2 separate regions of the Homo sapiens genome follow, and region 1 is linked to region 2. A link is a contact called in ENCODE Hi-C or POLR2A ChIA-PET data. All regions are on one chromosome and are shown on one strand. The core of a region is the stretch at or near the end of the contact, and the rest is flanking DNA. Distances in the headings are between cores, read along the strand shown. Region 1 overlaps LOC128966623 (a long non-coding RNA gene). Region 2 holds the start of CLK4 (CDC like kinase 4).

What was found. A loop is a pair of places that touch in the nucleus more often than their neighbours do. ChIA-PET counts read pairs that join two places held with the same protein, here RNA polymerase II (POLR2A). Pooled maps may share reads with other maps.
Region 1: a loop to region 2 is called in a pooled map, with 5 times the contacts of the local background. The contact joins the enhancer-like site here to the promoter of CLK4 in region 2. A Hi-C loop is called at or near these places in 1 of 168 maps with a recorded cell type or tissue (GM12878), 2 of 37 single-sample maps with no recorded cell type and 8 of 50 pooled maps. POLR2A ChIA-PET finds 5 or more read pairs at or near these places in 3 of 52 experiments (Panc1, activated B cell and activated CD8-positive, alpha-beta memory T cell).

The regions. Positions count from the first base shown.
Region 1 is chr5:179,528,413-179,532,152 of GRCh38, reverse strand. All of the region lies in intron 4 of LOC128966623 (a long non-coding RNA gene), which reads right to left. Among named protein-coding and RNA genes, the nearest start is that of RUFY1, 20 kb to the left of the region's middle. RefSeq lists enhancers at 1,170-1,775, 1,776-2,382. Within about 2 kb of position 1,397, at least 13 of the 41 ENCODE cell types and tissues checked have a DNase peak (open chromatin) inside an H3K27ac peak, as active enhancers do.
Region 2 is chr5:178,624,877-178,628,400 of GRCh38, reverse strand. CLK4 (CDC like kinase 4) reads left to right here and starts at 1,351. Exons shown (of 13, transcript NM_020666.3): 1 at 1,351-1,455. RefSeq lists enhancers at 1,383-1,992, 1,725-2,405.

The DNA of each region.
Region 1 (3,740 bases), core at 148-2,647, 900 kb before region 2:
ACAAAAAATTAGCTGGGTGTGGTTACAGGCGCCTGTAGTCCCAGCTACTCGGGAGGCTGAGGCAGGAGAATGGCGTGAAGCCGGGAGGCAGAGCTTGCAGTGAGCCGAGATCACACCACTGCACTCCAGCCTGGGCGACAGAGCAAGACTCCATCTCAAAAATAAAATAAAATAAAATAAAATTTAGAGGTGATTTAAATTATACCTCTAAATAATTAACCTGGGACAGAGGATGTGCATAGGTTATAGGTTATACGCAAATACAGATGCTCCTTGACTTATGATGGGGTTACAACCAAATACATCCATCGTATAGATTGACCATATGGCGAGTTGAATTTACAATGGGTTTATCCAGATGTAACCCTATTGTAAGATGAGAAGCGTTCTGAATGCCCATTGCTTTTGCACCATTGGCAAGTCAAATCCCAATTGAAGCCATCATAAATTGGGGACTGACAGTACAATGCTACTTTATATAAGGGACTTGAGCATTGTGGATTTTGGGGGGAGGGTCCTGGAACGAATCCCCTGTGGATACAGAGGGACTGCTGTATATATACATCTACAGGGCAAGATAGTTTATTTTTAAAAATTATACCATGTCGATTGTGATGACTGGCATATAGATTATGATGGTTTTTCTCTGATGTTGTATACTGAAATGTTTTCATAGGACCAAGAATGTTAGAAAAATAAAGATCTTAAATACAATATGATAAATTTATATATATACTATTTGATTCTGTTAGCTATATTTTGTTTTATATCAGTGATCATAAGTAAAAAATGGTTTTATAATTTTATTTTTATGTTAACCTTATCTGATTTGAGAATTAAAAATTCTAGTTTCATAAAATGAACTGGATAATTTTTATACTTTTTCTATTTTCTTGTACAGCACACTGTCCAGTAGAAATATAATGCAAGAACACATGTGACTTAATGTTTGTAGTAGCCACTTAGAAAAGTAAAAAGAAATATGTGCAATGAGTTTTAATAATATATTTAATTCAATACGTCCAAAGTAGTGTCATTTGAACATGTTATCAACATAAACATGAATGAAATATTTCACCTTCTATTTTTGTACTAAGTTTTCGAAATCTGTTCTTTTATATTGATAGCACTTCTTAATTCAGACACGAAATTTTCATAAGAAGTACATGATTTGTATTTAGGTTTCATAAAATTTACAATTCAAAAAGTAGATTCACATACGCGAATCGTTTCAAACATACCTCTGGGCCCAGCGCCTCGCCCTGTCCTCGCCGGGTGAAGTCGGCCCTGACTGCAGCCTGCGAAGCACCCGCCCATTGTCCCCGGAGAGGGCGCCCTGGACGCAAGCGCAGAGCCCCGGGAGGCGCGGGAAGCCGGAGGAGGGCGATGGGGGCGAGGCAGGAAGAGTACGTGGGGCCGAGGGGGGCGAGCGCTGGGCCGCCCGCAGCCGGAGAGTGTCGCCCCTCCTGAAGGCCCTGGGCAGGTGAAATGAGGACCAGCGCTGACAAAGGGCAGGATGCAGAAGACTCCTGACTTTGGATCTCAGATCACCCTCGGAAGCTCCGATTCGGATCCGCGTCCACAGACCCGGCGACCTCAGACAGACCGGGCGTCCGGGGAAGAGGCGGCGGCAGTGAGCACCGCAGTGAGGAAACCAGGCTCCGGCGATCCCCAGGCCTTACGCCCGACCCCAGGGCATTTGGGAGCAGGTCTGCGTCCGGGACCAGCACACTCTGGACGGGAGCTCTGCCTTTCTGGGGTCCTCCAGCTGAAGGATGTGAGTTGCAAGAAACCCATTCTGTAGACCTCGAAATCAGCGGGGAGCCCCAGGCACTTGTGGGGGGACTTTGATGTGGCTCCCACGCATCCACCCGGCACCGCGTGGATTGCCAGGGGCAGGACGAGCTTGAGTGGACGCTGGGTTCGCTGAGCCCCCCAGAGGCTCCTCGCCCTGGGTCACCTGTGCCGCCTTGGACCACCCAGAGAAACCTTTCCTCCCACCAGGTGAGCCGCAGGCCAGGCGCCAGGCCTGAGTGTGCCCGGGACGGGGATTTCTCTGTGAACGGCCCATCATCCCATAATATCCACGTTGTCTTAGCCTCATGTTCTGAAGAAACACGAATTTCATACACAAGCGTGGATTTTTGCATGTTTTAAATTGTAAATGCGACTAACTCCAAGGAAGTTGGAACTTGAAGCAGGCTCAAAGCAAACTTAGTCGCGTCATCCGCCACCATCCTCCAGGGTAAACCGAGGAGCACAGTTAATTGGTTTTCCACGGGTATTTGCCACTTGTCAGATGGGCTGTTATGGACGTAACCACGTAATTCCTGGAACCCAGTGAGAGTCAGCTTCCTTTACGGGCGTCTGACAAGATGTGCTCAAACACCTTGAAGATCTTTATGGAAACAACTTTTGGCTCTTTATCAAGATGTCATTCAGGGCTCTGAACAGTCGAATACGTTGTGGATGGGTTTGCTGTAGTTATACAGTGTGCATTTGATACTTGTCAATAGCGCTAGTAATGTTATTGCAAAAATAAAACCTTCTTTAAAAAAGAGGCCGGGCGCGGTGGCTCACGCCTGTAATCCCAGCACTTTGGGGAGGCTCAGGCAGGTGGATCACGAGGTCAGGAGATGGAGACCATCCTGGCTAACATGGCGAAACCCCGTCTCTAGTAAAAATACAAAAAATTAGCCGGGTGTGGTGGCGGGCGCCTGTAGTCCCAGCTACTCGGGAGGCTGAGGCAGGAGAATGGCGTGAACCTGAGAAGCGGAGCTTGCAGTGAGCCGAGATGGCACCACTGCACTCCAGCCTGGGCGACAGAGCGAGACTCTGTCTCAAAAAAAAAAAAAAAAGAGAAAAAAGAAAGAAAGAAAAGTGGCCCGGCACAATGGCTCACGCCTGTAATCCCAGCACTTTGGGAGGCCGAGGCTGGCGGATCGCGAGGTCAGGAGTTCGAGACCAGGCTGGCCAGCATGGTGAAACCCTGTCTCTACTAAAAATACAAAAATTAGCCGGGCATGGTGGCCCGCGCCCAGGCAGGCTGTTCTGGGAGAGAAAACTTGGCTCTCCAATGCGGTGTGGCCATTTGGCTATGACATCACACTGCATAGTTTAATGAGTGAAATCAGACCTCTTCTTGTTATTGGAGATGACTGGAGGATTTTTTTTTTATTTTCCTGAATGTAAGTAGGTAAGCCATGAAGATCCCAGATTTCATTCAGGGACTCAGAACCAGCAGCAAGGAGCAGGCTGCGTGGAGAAAACAGAGTTGGCTCTGGAGTACCCCATGAGTCCAGCTTGTTCAAAGTAAAAGTGGCAATGGCTTTGGGATCACAAAACAGCCCTTGAACATCAAAGTCAATTAGTAGAAACCCCTAAATATCATGGGGCAAAAAATATTTCAAATTTACTTAAATATTCGGTTTATCAGATGGGACTCACTTTTTTTTTCTTTTTTTTTTTTAAACAGATTCTCACTCTGTTGCCCAGGCTGGAGTGCAGTGGCGCCATCTTGGCTCACTGCACCCTCTGCCTCCCGGTTCAAGCAATTTTCCTGTCTCAGCCTCCTGAGTAGCTGGGACTACAGGCACGAGCCACCACGCCCGGCTATTTCTTATATTTTTAGTAGAAATGGAGTTTCACCATGTTGGCCAGGCTGGTCTCAAACTCCTGACCTCAAGTGATCTGCCAGCCTGGACCTCCCGAAGTGCTGGGATTGCAGGCGTGAGCCACGG
Region 2 (3,524 bases), core at 102-2,601:
AAATGGTGGCTATTCTAGATGAAAATAATATCATTTGTTTCATTCTGTAGCATAAAGAGTTTACCCTTCCAGTTTTCCAAGTTTCTTTTCAACTTCGCTTCTTGGAGTGCAATCTCCATGAAAATTCAACTTACTTTTTGAAATGCTGTACAATCTCCGAGATTTATCTAAATTTACCCTACTTACCCAAACCAGATGGCACAAGTTTCTATCATGTTAGATCACTAAAGGTATTTCCGTTCCCTCCTTTCACCTAACAGGATAACAGGTCTCCCACATGCTACTGGGCTAATACCCGCAAGAGTTCAACCCTACCCTCCCAAATTTGATTTCTAGCTTTCCCTTTTATCCAGCGAATCCCCGTCAGAATACAGAAGCCAACCCCCACCCCGCCCGCCGTCCCCCCCCACGATCTTCAGTCTCACCTAAACCCTTTCCCTCACTTACGCCCTTCCTTGCTTTGACACCCTATTCTTGGTTCTCCTCCTCTGCTGATCATTCCTTCTCAGGCCCCTTTCCCTCTGGCCCTTGAGTGTTCCCCACAGGGCTCCGACTTTGACCCTAATATTTCTCATGTTACATACTTACACGGGGGAACTGCCTGAGGGTCCTCAGAACTGCAGAATACCTTATTTGAGGTAAGCAAGCCCCATAACGGACTATCACTAGCTCAGAGACATTTTTCAGCCTTGAATAAAATCAGCCCGCAGGGACAAAAAAAAATGGGGAAAACTTCGTTAGGGAAACTTCCAGCGACCTTAACTGCTCAGGAGGTAGGGATCCTAACAGGAAAACCTTGTCAGGAGTCTCCATTGAAACCTCCGGGTTTTTGTTTTGTTCTGAATAGGAGCACGTGCCTTGAAAAGATTAGCACCCCTTGAGCTTGTTTTCTGAGACAGCCTCTTTGTCCGAATCCACCTTAGACTGGAAGCGCCAAGTGGGCAGGACAAGCACCCAGTCCAGGGAACAGCCCAGGGACCAGCCAAGGCCCGCCCTAGGCGGTTTTGGGGCCGTTGTCGGGTGCCGGCTGCGGGAGTTGAGGTCCCGGGGGAGGGGGCAGACACGCGGTACACACTGAGGGCGGGACACGGGCGTTCCTTCCCGGTTCCACCCGAGCCCGTAGAGAACGTAAACACCCTCCCGGCCTAGAGGCCCCGGGACCGGGTGGGCGGGGGGGGGGGGGTGGAAATGCTTGGGCCGCGCAGCCGCAGTGTGGAGGCTCGAGCCCCGCTCTTACGTCACGTGGAGCCCCGCCCTTAGGTGGAGCGGCGGGAGCGCGCAAGGTTCTGTCACGCAGGCGCGTTCGCGCGGCGTAGGTGGTGCTAGAGGCGACTCGGGGGATTCTAGGGCGACGGCGCTGCCGCCATTTTGTGGGGTGTTTGTCGCAGCGGCCGAGGAGGGAAGACGGCAGTTTGGCGACATTTCTCGGCCGAAGGGCCATTTGCTTTTGCGGAGGTAGGGTTGCAGATGGTGTGTGCTGGGACAGGCGGCTGTCGGTCTTTAGGTCTCCGAGCCAGGTGTCGGAGAAACGACCGCGTTAGGGGCCTGGGCTTCTGGAGCTGAGTTGGGAGTTCTGCGAGGCGCTGCTCGGCTGGTGCACGCCGGCAGCACCGAAAGTTGCTCGGGCGTCGCGGTTCTGCCGCTGACCCTTCTCTGAGGGCCCTGGCCGCTCGCGTCGCGGCTCCGGAGGCCGTGGGCTCGCGGTCCCCTGCTGCCTGGCGAGCGCGGCTGTTGGTTAACCCTGTCGGGACCTCTTCCAGCCGGCGGGCGCTAGGACCTGTCGGGAGACCCTTCGAGAGCCGTCTCTGGCATTCGTGTTGTCGGAGATCAAGTCTTCCCCTGGATTCCTGGCCTGGGCCGTTTGTAGCGTTTCGGGGGTTTTCCAGAGTCAAGCATTTGCCCCTGTCTTGAGTGCGCCAAAGGCACTGGCCGGGTGCCCAGGAGCCGGGAGGTGGGGACCGGGCGTCCGTGCAAATCCAGGTGGTTGAGGGCAGTAGCTGCTTGTGAGAGGTGGAAATTTGCGGAGGCTAGTCCTCTGTGCTATGCTGAACACAACATTGTTGCAGCGAACCTGCGTTTCTGGTGGTTTTGCATCTTATTATCCCTGGTTGCCTAAATAGTCCAGATAGGCTTATCCGATCCTTAGGAAACCGCCCCGCAAACTGAACTCGCCAGCCACTTTGTCTTGCCTCATAGCTGTCCTGTGCGATTGTGCTTTTTACACACCCCTACAGGCTTGTAACCCATTAAATGCAGTCCTCTTGGAGCCATCCAATCCTAAACTTATAACCTGTTTCGATGTTTTTAAGCCATGTACGTAGCGTAAAGTTGTCAAGAACTACAGGATCTTAAGGGCAGTGGCGATGGATCTACATATGAGATCCATTGTGTCATTATTTTTTGAAAGATACCTACTCTAGCATGTGGGATGCTTTATTAGAGGCAGTGTCATGATTCTAGATAGCTTTTCTTTTTTATGTATGCGAAGGAACCTTACCACGTAGAACGTGGGTCGGGTGATCTTTGTGCCTCCAGATAAAATATTTTTGAACATTGCAGGGTGAGTGGGGGAGGTCAGAGGCTGGGACTAACAGCTGAATTACATTTGAAGTAGTGAACTTGAGAAGAATTTTGGACTCTCACAACGGAGCTCGTTCTTATTTTAATGTTTGCATATTAACTGATAATTTGAGAGTTCTGTTTTGCTGGAGGTTAGCTGGTTGTAAGCAGACTTACAGTAGAAGAGGAAAAAACAAAACTGAAGAAGATACATAAGTCTTGAAAAAAACTTCATAGTAATGGAGGGTCATAATAATAACGCTCGGTCATCAGATGTGATTTTGCTTGCTATGATTTAAAAATGCTTAACCAAGCTGAGTTCCTGATGTGGTTAAAATACAACTTTGGTATTTGACGGAACGCTTCAGAAGAACTGCACTTGAAATACACATTTTCTTTTTTTTTTTTTTTTTTTTTTTGAGACAGGGTCTCACTGTCGCCCATACTGGTATGCAATGGCGTGATCATGGCTCACTGCAGCCTTGACTTCCTTGGGCTCCAGTGATTGTCCCAGTAGGTGGGACTACAGGCTCGAGTCACCATGTGCGGCTAATTTTTTGTATTTTTTGTAAAGGCAGGGTTTCGCCGTGTTGCCCAGGCCAGTCTCGAATTCCTGGGCTCAAGGGATGAGGCGCCACTGCGTCCAGCCATAAATTTTTCTTGATAGCTCTAATGAAGAAAGTTTGTGTTTTGGCCTTTTGCCTCAAGTAAATGTGTGCTGTTATTCATGTCACGTTCCCATATGGAAGTGACTCCATTTGTATCAAACCGGAATGCTCACTTCCATTGAGACGCTAACAAGAGTTTTAGAATTGCTGTTTGGCCTGATCAGTGCCTTCTCTTCCTCTGTAAAGTGAGCTGAGAGCCACCTTAGAAGGATGCTTGATGGGTATAGAATTAGAATCAGCAAGAGAGTGAATTAAAATATCTGACTATCTGGTGGCAATCAGACTCTGATGGCGTGA